2 separate regions of the Homo sapiens genome follow, and region 1 is linked to region 2. Evidence: read pairs that join two places in POLR2A ChIA-PET (ENCODE). Cell type or tissue: IMR-90. All regions are shown on one strand. Region 1 overlaps SAMD4A (sterile alpha motif domain containing 4A). Region 2 overlaps SAMD4A (sterile alpha motif domain containing 4A).

The links. ChIA-PET counts read pairs that join two places held together with the same protein. Peaks named below come from ENCODE experiments on the same cell type or tissue, not always from the same donor. Only the 100,000 strongest peaks of a DNase experiment are listed, where the experiment ranks them.
Region 1: POLR2A ChIA-PET joins it to region 2 with 9 read pairs; 5 of 35 experiments call an interaction of 5 or more read pairs at or near these places.

What each region holds. Positions count from the first base shown.
Region 1 is chr14:54,715,421-54,720,420 of GRCh38, forward strand. All of the region lies in intron 3 of SAMD4A (sterile alpha motif domain containing 4A), which reads left to right. Among named protein-coding and RNA genes, the nearest start is that of SAMD4A-AS1, 30 kb to the left of the region's middle. In IMR-90, a CTCF peak has its summit at 45; a DNase peak (open chromatin) is centred at 2,791; H3K27ac peaks cover 1,798 bases.
Region 2 is chr14:54,580,361-54,585,360 of GRCh38, forward strand. The region is part of intron 2 of SAMD4A (sterile alpha motif domain containing 4A); the gene reads left to right. Among named protein-coding and RNA genes, the nearest start is that of SAMD4A, 16 kb to the left of the region's middle. In IMR-90, no CTCF peak of the experiment used is centred here; no DNase peak of the experiment used is centred here.

The DNA.
Region 1 (5,000 bases), 140 kb after region 2:
TCTAGGAGAAGTGGGATGTGACAAAGCCAGGAAGAGAGCCTCCTGCTGTATTCAGCATTAACTACATACTACGTGAAAAATCTAATACGGTTTTGGTCCCCCTAATTTTAAAAAAGAATGTGAAAAAATCAGTAACTGCTACCTGGAGTGTGAAGGGAAGTCTGGTGGACAGGGTGGGGGAATTATTTATCATCCTGCTCTTTGAAGTAAGCACCATATTAATGTCATGTATTACCTATTAAAAATATATAAAATGAGAAATACATGAGGATATTAGTGAAGAAAGAGGGGAAAAAGAAGATAGCCTAAAATAAAAAGCAAAATGATTCAGCCTGGAATAATAATGCTAAATAAGGGGTGATCTGATAATTTAGAAACGTATTAGAGTTTATTAATAGGAAACACAGTATCATGAGTTCCTTAGTCTCTGCCATATAGAAAGAAAAGAAAATTGGCAAAAATAATACTGGTTTAAGGTCATGGTGATGATGAAACTTCAGGAGCATGCTACAGTTATAAATGTGGATTCTAAAGAAAAAAAAATCAGAGGATCACCAAGTTCTGTTGCTTGGCACCTGAATCACAGGCCACTTGAAAGCCATTCTTGCTTGATGATTGTGGTTTCATCAAGACAGATTCTTTTGGAAGAAAAGTGGACTATTCGAAGGCTCTTTGTTTTAAGAGATCTGATAAATATTTAGCATGTTACTGGTCTTATTCAAGTACCAATAAGTCAAATATTTTCACAGTGGAAGCAGGGACACTCAGCTTTTGCCCTGTCTCAAAAACTACCCATTTTCGGTTAAAAAACAAACAACTTTTGCTATACCCAAGTCAAAACAAAGTCAGACATGTATTCCTCAGCTCCAGGTTCTTGAGAGGCCTCGATCGATAGGTAGAGCACCCAACACTGTCCTACAGAGCCTAGAAATTAAACTTTCTCAGAAGACAAGGGCTGACGAGAGGGTACATAGTATTAAGAAATTGAATATACTCTCTGTATCTCTTGTTAGTACCCAGGTGAAACATAGGAGACAAAACACATATTACAGAGGTGTCTCATTTTACACAGTGGGTATATTTCCAAAAAGTTGTTGAAGCAACCTTTTTTTAAATCAAATTATTTTCCCATTGAGTAAAACTATGATTCAGGATATGAATTTTCTTAGTTGCTCGTTAGTCTTCATTTGCCGGAACTCTTAAATGGGGGTAAGGTCCTCAGTTCCTGAGGGTCTCTAACAAAGTGAATATAAAGTATTGAAAACAAATACTGAAAAGATTTCTGTAGATGATTTTTTTGGCAATGTGTCTAACAGTCTTCTCTGATTGTATGTTGGGATTATTTAAGTATTAAGTATTCATGTTTTTTTCTTCTTCTCTGATTGTATGTTTGGATTATTTAAGTGGCTTGTGTTGTTTTTAACAAGTCACATTTATATGAAGTTGCGGGGCAGGGCAGGTGGCAGCTACAATGCCCCTCTCAGTGGTGCTTCTAAATGCAGAGGATGTAGGCTTCCCAGATACATCAGGAGTTAGAGAACTTGCTGAGGAGAGACATTGACATGATGATTTGGCCAGAATATTGCCCTGGGTCTGCATCCAATGCATGTGTTGGGAGAATGCTCAAGACTGCAGCATGCTTGCAAAGTTGGGAGAATTTGGGTGTAGTCATGAGGCCTTAGGGAGCTACATTGTGAGAAAGGGTGTTGTTCACATATGTTCATCATTATTCAAGAAATTATTTTGGCAATGGCCCACACCTGTCATCCCAACATTTTGGGAGGCCGAGCGGGGAGGATTGCCTGAGTGCAGGAGTTCAAGACCAGCCTGGGCAACATAGCTAGACCCCTATCTCTACAAAAAAATAAAAAATTAGCCAGGTGTGATGGCTTACACCTGTGGTCCCAGCTCCTTGGGAGGCTGAGGCAGAAGGATCGCTTGAGCCCAGGAATTTGAGCTGCAGTGAGCTATGATTGCACCACTGCACTCCAGCCTGGACTACAGAGCAAGACCCTGTCTCAAAAAAAAAAAAAAAAGAAAGAAATTTTTTTCATGCCTATGATGTTGTTATTCATTCTGCTAGATTTAGCAGCATAATGTTAATACCCCAACACAATGTTACATCCAAGTATTAATCTAAAAGTCCATAATGACATCTCTGGGTAAAAATGACCACATTTATAGATTTGTTTACTTTTGGCAATGTAGCTCTAAATTCACCTGGAATCTCAAAATATTGTGGCTAAAGTTCAAAGTCTGAGAGTCCTTGATGCCCAAGAGTGTCTCTACTTTGGGTATGAGACTGACAACGTGATTGAGGCTAGGCAGTCCCTGAAAGTGGATCTGAACTACAGATCCTAAATTCAAGGTAAGCATCTTTGCAGACCTCGCTGTTGTTCAGGAATGAGTATTGTCAATACTCAGAAAAAGGAGATGTCTTGCAAGCAAATATGTTGCTTGAAGGTTTTTTTTTTTTTTTTTGCTCAATCTATGAGATTTGTGAAAGAGAATTTAAAGCTGTGTATGGTCACAGTTCTTTCCCAATTTTCTGTTGGTGATTCTCTCTTTTTCTTGCTAGAGACAGCTGCATAATTTTTATTTGCTTCTAGAGCTATTCTCTTGCTCCTCTTCCCCCAGCCACTCAATCTATATGCAATTCAGAGACCAGGCTAATTATGGGGTGCTAGAGAAGCAGTTGCCCAGAGAAAAGCTCTTTAAGCACTCAACTGGGATAGAGCTGGGGTCACACTCGTGACCATCTCTCCATTCACGTCTGCATGTCTGCGTGTGAGCTGCCTTCCACTCTTTTGCAGTTGCATAAACAAACTTTTTAGAAAGGTCAACACAAGGAATGAATGCTTTTTCTTAAAGAACAGAGCAAGGAAAGATTTCATGTTTACTTCTTGAGGCTTCACTACTGGAAGAATAGCCACAAAGTGGCCAAGAAAGAAAGGATATGTTCCTCTCCTTAACCAGGGCTTTGTGTTTTTGGCTGCCCCAGCAATGGCTTAGGAGCAAGAAGCTTTATACACTCAAGAGCTGTACTCTCAAAATAGTGTGACTCTTAGTAAAAGGCCTGCTGAAACTCTTTGACCCAGATTGCTTTTGCCTGCAGGCTAGTTTTTTTGGGTTTTTTGTTGTTGTTGTTGTTGTTGTTTTTTCTAACTCCACTACATCATATTGGGTAAATGGTTTACTTCCAGAGATGTTAACCCTGTGAGACCATTCTGCCACCCTAAATGACACAGACTGAGAGAAACGAAGCATGTCCTGGAGAGTTCCCTTAAGAATCCTGACTTTGGGCCAGGCACAGTAGCTTACGCCTGTAATCCCAGCACTTTGGGAGGCCAAGGCAGGCAGATCACCTGAGTTCAGGGGTTTGAGACCAGCCTGGCCAACATGGTGAAACCCCATCTGTACTAAAACTACAAAAATCAGCTGGGCGTGTGGCGGGCACCTGTAATCCCAGCTACTTGGAAGGCTGAAGCAGGAGAATCGCTTGAACCCAGGAGGCAGAGGTTGCAGTAAGCTGAGATCATACCATTGCACTCTAGCCTGGGTGACAGAGCGAAACTCCATCTCAAAAAAAAAAAAAGAAAAAAAAGAATCCTGACTTTGGGAAAGAAGGGTTCAAAGGAACGCCTTTCCCCATTCCCCTTCCTTCTTGTAGAACAGCCAGCTTAGACTCAGCCTTTTGGAATCCTCCAGACTGACAAGGATTTGAATGGGGCTTTGGCTGGGCTATCAGAACTCTAGAGGAAAGGCAACCTGCTTGACACCCAGATTTATCTTCAACTTAAAGAACCCCACTGCCAAGTCTACACAATTGTGTAGACCCCACTGCCAAGTCTAAAATGGGTCCATGACGGTCATGAGGGTCCCATTGGGAATCACAGCCCTAAGCCCGTGACAGAGTAGACTTGAAGGCTTCCTTTGGTGCTGGAGAAGTTTGCTTTTCTTCAAGTCCTATCATTCAAAGTTGAGTCTGACTTTCCCAAATTGTTCCAGCTCTGATCCACAACTCCCAAATCTAGCAATGGAGGCGGCCTGGTTTCTAGGATTGAAGGGAGAATTAGGACAAATGACCCCTTATTTCTCAACATTCCCTTCTTTGTGACACACTGTTTCATTCCAGAACATGTGTTCATGGCACAGATCTGGCAGGGTTGCTAGTATACTGAATGGCAGAATCAAAGTCCAGAACGGTCTTGGGCAATATCAAGCTGTGGTTCAGAGCACACATGGTGGCGTGAGACTGACCTGGGTTTGAGTCCCAGTTCCACTGATTACTACCTGTGTGACCTTGGAGAAATAGCTTAACCTCTCTTGGCCTTGATTTCATCAACTTAAAAAGGAGTACTAAGTGCCACCCATAAGCGGTTGTGAAAGTCCTCTCTGGGTTTACATACAGTCTTTTTCTTGAAGACATCCTTCTATTCTCCTACTCCCATCTGTGTTAGTTACCCTCAGTCTAGCTTTCCTAGTCTAAAATATTTGCTTCTGCAGCTCTAGAAAATTTTCTTGAATTTTCAAAATAATTTCCTCTCATTAATTTTCTTCCTCGCTCTTTAAAGAATTTCAGATTAGATAATAGCTCCTCTCTATTGATCTTCTAATCTCCTTAATGTTTCTTCTCCTATTTTGTTTTACTTTTAATCTTTCTGTTCTACTCACCAGGTGATTCATATAACTTGATCTTTCAAACATACTATGTAATTTTAGATCTCTGCTATCATATTTTCAAATTCCGAGAGTTCTTTTTTGTCTTTTTAAGGTTCCTTTTTGTATTGCATTCTGTTCTTGTTTCATAGCTGCCAAATCTTTTCTAATGTCTCTGAAGATATCACATTTGATTTTTGGAGTTCTCTTCTGCTCCCAATATTGCCTGTGTTTCTTGGAGTTTTTTCTCTTCTGTTTGTGTTGGACTCTGTCTCAAATAAGAAGCATTCCTCAGTTATCTGTTGATTCTTACTTTCCTTTTATTTAAGAGGAAGGGACCT
Region 2 (5,000 bases):
CACAATAAAGCACAGTTTGTTTGGATTGGAAAGTGATTAGCCCTCGTATTTTGAAATTGCAGAGTGTTATAGTGTAGGAAGCATGTTATAATCACTGTTCCAGCAATGTCTTCTTGGTTTATGCAGAATCTGACTTGGCTACTCTGGAGTTGCCCTAAACCCTAGTGGAGCACTGGGTGTCCTTCATGACTGCCCACTACCTGTGGGGAGAAATTTCATTCATTCGTTGGTTAAACAGTTCCTTACTGGGTGTTAATGTGTATGGTGGTGTGGACCAACCAGGAGTCTCCTTGTCTACGACAGCTCTTCCTGAGGGTCTTCCCCAGTCTCTTAGGGCTTGCTGGTGCCCTGCTGATACCTTTGTATAGCACTAGTCTCAAGGTACTGGTGTTGTTCACTATCTGATTACCCTGTGCCTTAGTCACTTTTATCCTCCAGTGCCTAATAGTGTGTCTAGCACATAGGTGATCTCAGAACGTTTTCGTTGAAAGAGCGGATGAATGAATTTAAAGAAATTTAACTGACATCCGTAATCCACAAGGGGTTTACCATCTAGGTTGTGAGATAAATCTAAGTGCATACAGATTGATTAACAAAACAGGTCAAGATGAGAATCCTCACGCTGTTACCAAGATACATGTGATAAAGGCCAGAGGAAATAGATGCTGGTTTCCCCTCAGACCCTTACAGAAGACCTGGGTTAGGGTCTTGGTGTCATCACATAAAGTATGTTACCTTGTAAAAATTATTTAAGCTCTCTGAGCCTCAGTTTCCTCATCTGTGAAATGGAGTTACCACTACAGAAATCACAAGGCTATTACCAGGATTGTGGATGTGTAAAAGTACTTTGTAAACTGTATCGTATTATACAAAAGCAGAGCGACATTATTCTCAAAGTACCAGTTGAAACAATGGGATACAAATTCAGGAATGTGGGTTTTAAAAGGTTCAGGAAAAGATGACCATGGTTTCTTTTTCAGAGCTTTTGCACTGTTAGCAAGAGCTGAAATAAACACATGGTTCTCTTGGTGAACACCAGGCCCCTCTGGGCCTGAACTAAGGCTTGGATCCGATGATCCAATTCAATTGGGACTTTAAGCCTTGTGGCCCTGATTTCCACAGGCTGGACTGTCTATAACGTCAAAGTTAAGTTTGTATTCACTTTCATCCTTTTCATTGATTAGATCATTAAATGTACTCTCTTCAAGTATGAAGGACTCAGGTGTCCATGCTAAAGAATTTCTTTTGGAGAAAGCCACATAAAGTGTTGTATTGTGACCTCTGTATCCCTGCCTGTAAAGATTCCAGTATGAGTGGTCATGCAGCCATTCAAAGCATGCCACAGGGATTCTATACCTATTTTGATAGTATGGATTATTTAAAAATTTCTGATAATTTTTTAAAATTCTGTTTTTAAAGAGGTAAACCTAGATAAAAATTACTAAACTTAAACCCATTCAGTGCAAAACCTTTGAGTATTTTTGGTATACCTCAGCTAAACAAGAAAATAATTATGCTTTGCTTTTTGTTCTATAATATTATTTCCACTTTTACCTTTCACTGAACAAGCGTTCGTTGGAAAAAGAGAAGGCTTTCTTGTCATTGTTCTTTGTTGTTATTATTTTAACAAAGCCTCCCTATTTTCACATTTTCTTTTTGTGGCAGAATGAGCTGTGTTAGCACATTTTGCAGATTATTGTGGTATTTGCAGATGATCTGAGCACAGTTAAAATATTGAAATTCTGAGCTATAATGTCAAACTTGAGCCTCATGTGTGATTCTGATATTAAGCTGCTGGTGGGTTATATGGGAATAATTGTGGCATATGTATGTTTAGTTCACAACATTTTAGATAGGAATAATTTGGACAAGAATTGCTGCTGCTGTTTTTTTTTTAATTTTATTTTTTATTTTTAAAGACTTTCCTACCTTCTCATTGAGAGAGAGAAAGATGCCCAGAGTTAAAATAGGAGGTGCTTGGGTATTTTGTTGAACTTCACAAGTTAAACTGGCGAATGGCGTCCATCAGCTGTTATTCAGTCCTTGAACAGAGCAGATATGTTTGTGCGAGGACAAAGAAGATGCCTCAAAGACAAAGAAGAAGATGCCTCGTCGTCCCCTGAGCTCCCACACGGCATCTGCACATCACCAGCTCAGCATTTAGCACACTGGATTGACACTGCCATGTTAGGTGAGGTGACGGCATGCCCTAGAGTGAAGGAATCTACAGCAATATGATAGCTAAATGCCACATGAAGTTCTGGATTGGATCCTGGATTGGGAAAAAACATGGCTCTAAAGGGCAGTATTGGGACAATTGGTGAAATTTAAATGTAGTCTATGTATTAGGGGATAATGCTGTTATCAATTATACATTTCCTTCTGTTATAATTGTACCTTGGTCACACCAGGAAATGTCCTTATTAGGAGACGCATGCAGAAGTCTTTTAGGGATGAGGACTTACTGCAGCTTATTCTCAAATGTTTATATATAAGGTGACAAAAATTAAGAATTGGTCAATCTTGGTGAAAAGTTTATGAGAGTAAAGTGTGCTGCTAATTTAACTTTTGTATAGCTTAAAAGATGTTTTTTTTCTTTTTTGAGACAGAGTCTCTCTTTGTCACCAGGCTGGAGTGCAGTGGCGCAATCTCGGCCCACTGCAACCTCCGCCTCCTGGGTTCAAGTGATTCCCCTGCCTCAGCCTCCCGAGTAGCTGGGGCTACAGGCGTGTGCTACCATGCCTGGCTAATTTTTTGTATTTTAGTAGAGACGGGATAAAAAGATAAATTTTTTACCTTTTAAGAAATCCTGCACTGGAACATTGGCTCCAGGAGGAAGGGGCTGTGCTTTATCTCCCTCACGTAGGGTTGCCAAAGAAATTACAGGAACCCCAGCTAAATTTGAACTGCGAATGGGGCATACTTATACCACATATACTAGAAAGTTATTCATGGTGTATTTGCAATTCAAATGTAACTAGGGGTCCTATAGTTGTATTTGCTGAGTCTGGCAACCTTGTCCTGAATTAGCAGTGCCCCGAGAAGCAGCAGGGTGGCCTGTAGGAGGTGTTCATCTGTTATGTGGAATGAATGGTGCCTCTTCAGAATTCTGTTGTGCAGTCTTCTATTAGAGAAAACCCTTTTTATCTGAGCATGGAGTTGGGACATTACCTGTAGTTGGATATGATCTCCTTATCCTTCTCCCTTTGATTGATCTTTTTCTTTGAGCTGATTTGAGCTTTCTTCTTTTCTCTGTAGTTGGCGGAATCAGCTCAGTTACATTTTTTACTAAGTTACCCACATTCTGACACTCCTTGACAGTTTTAAGATCTTCTTCTAACACACTTGAATAGAATGGATACTGGAATCTATTTTGACAGCTGTTGAAAATCTATTCTGTTGTTACAGGAGGTTAAGGAGGTTATTTGTAACACTGGGATTATTTAATGAACCTTTTGAAAAGGTGTGCAGACTGTTCAGGCAAATAGTATTTTTTAGAATTTAAATGATTTTGGTTTTCACAGTTAAATTATCAAATGTAATGCTTTTAAGAATTATACACCTAGTAATATTTTTCATTAATTTTCTCCACCAGTGTAGTAATAGTACATTACAATGTTCTCAATTACCGGTGCCTTCTAAAATGCAGGTGTAGAGTCTTTAAATACAGCTAGTCTATTGCCAGCTGTCCCATAGATAACCTTCTCTTTAAAAGTGACCTTTGAGCAATTTCATAAAGAATAAATATTTCTAGTTTTTTGTTGCTGAACTGCTAAAAGATGGTTCTATACATGTAACAGGTGGCTTTAGTTGGGTTGCTTTCACTGAAATTTGATTCAAATAAAGCATTGCATTATTTTACCTTTGGAATTATAATTATGTGCCAGACTGACTTCATTTTTGGCACACTGCATTTCAGTGTTGAGGTTTGGGTTGAGGATGGAGTGTCTTGCATGTGCAGGAGTAGGAGAGCTTTGCAGATAAGACATAGCAGCTGAGGCATAAAACATCAGCGTCTTTTTTATGCATCAGAGGAATTTCTATCAGAGGAGTTGCTGTTCTACTAGGCTTTAGATTTAGGGACAACTGTTCAGATTAACCCCTTAGACTTGAATTTTCTTTGATCTCAAATCCAAAGCATTAAAGAAGACTCTGTCAAGTTAACCATCAGTACAGTGCTTAACACACAGTAGGCACACAAAATAAAATTTGTTCAATGGAATAAACTAGACAATTATGTTTGGGTTATTATTTAATATTAAATGTGATTTAATTACTTGAAATAGACGATCTTTCAGTTCCTGCCCTTTACCGCATTGCTTGGCAACACAATTGTTAACATGTTTTCTGATTAAAATAAATGTTCTTACCTAAGTTTATGCTAGATTATAGCATAAAGATTTAGAAGCATTAAATGGATGAAATAGAATTTGACACGTAGGCTATTTCTGAGAAATCTATTTTATTAAGTATACTTTCTCTTGTGCCTGAAAAAATTTATCAAATTGTCCAAATCAGGTTCTAGCAAAGCAGGTAGAAGAGTTTTTAAAAAGACAATGTTCTTAGAAGAATTATATTTCTATTGTAGAAAGATTTAAAAAAGAAAAAGTTACATAAATAACACCTATAATCCTATTTTTCATTTTGTTGGCTATATTTAGTGTCTTCTACCATACACAAATTTTTCTTACACAAATATACAAAATTAGGTCCATTTGACATACTGTACAGTGGTATGTATCTCTACATATATGCCATTTGGTGAAAAAAATATCTAAACTGCCTTTTAAACTTAAACTGTCATTAATATTTTAATGCACCATCATAAACTCTTTTATGACAGTATTTTAAATGACCGTGTAGCATTCTATAGTATGGCTGTGCCATAATTTATTAAACCAAACCCTTACACTTGGACATTTAGGTTATTTCCAGTTTCTTACAATGCTGTGGTAAACATCCTTTAAAGCACAGATTTGACCTCAGGTTATATGCCTGTA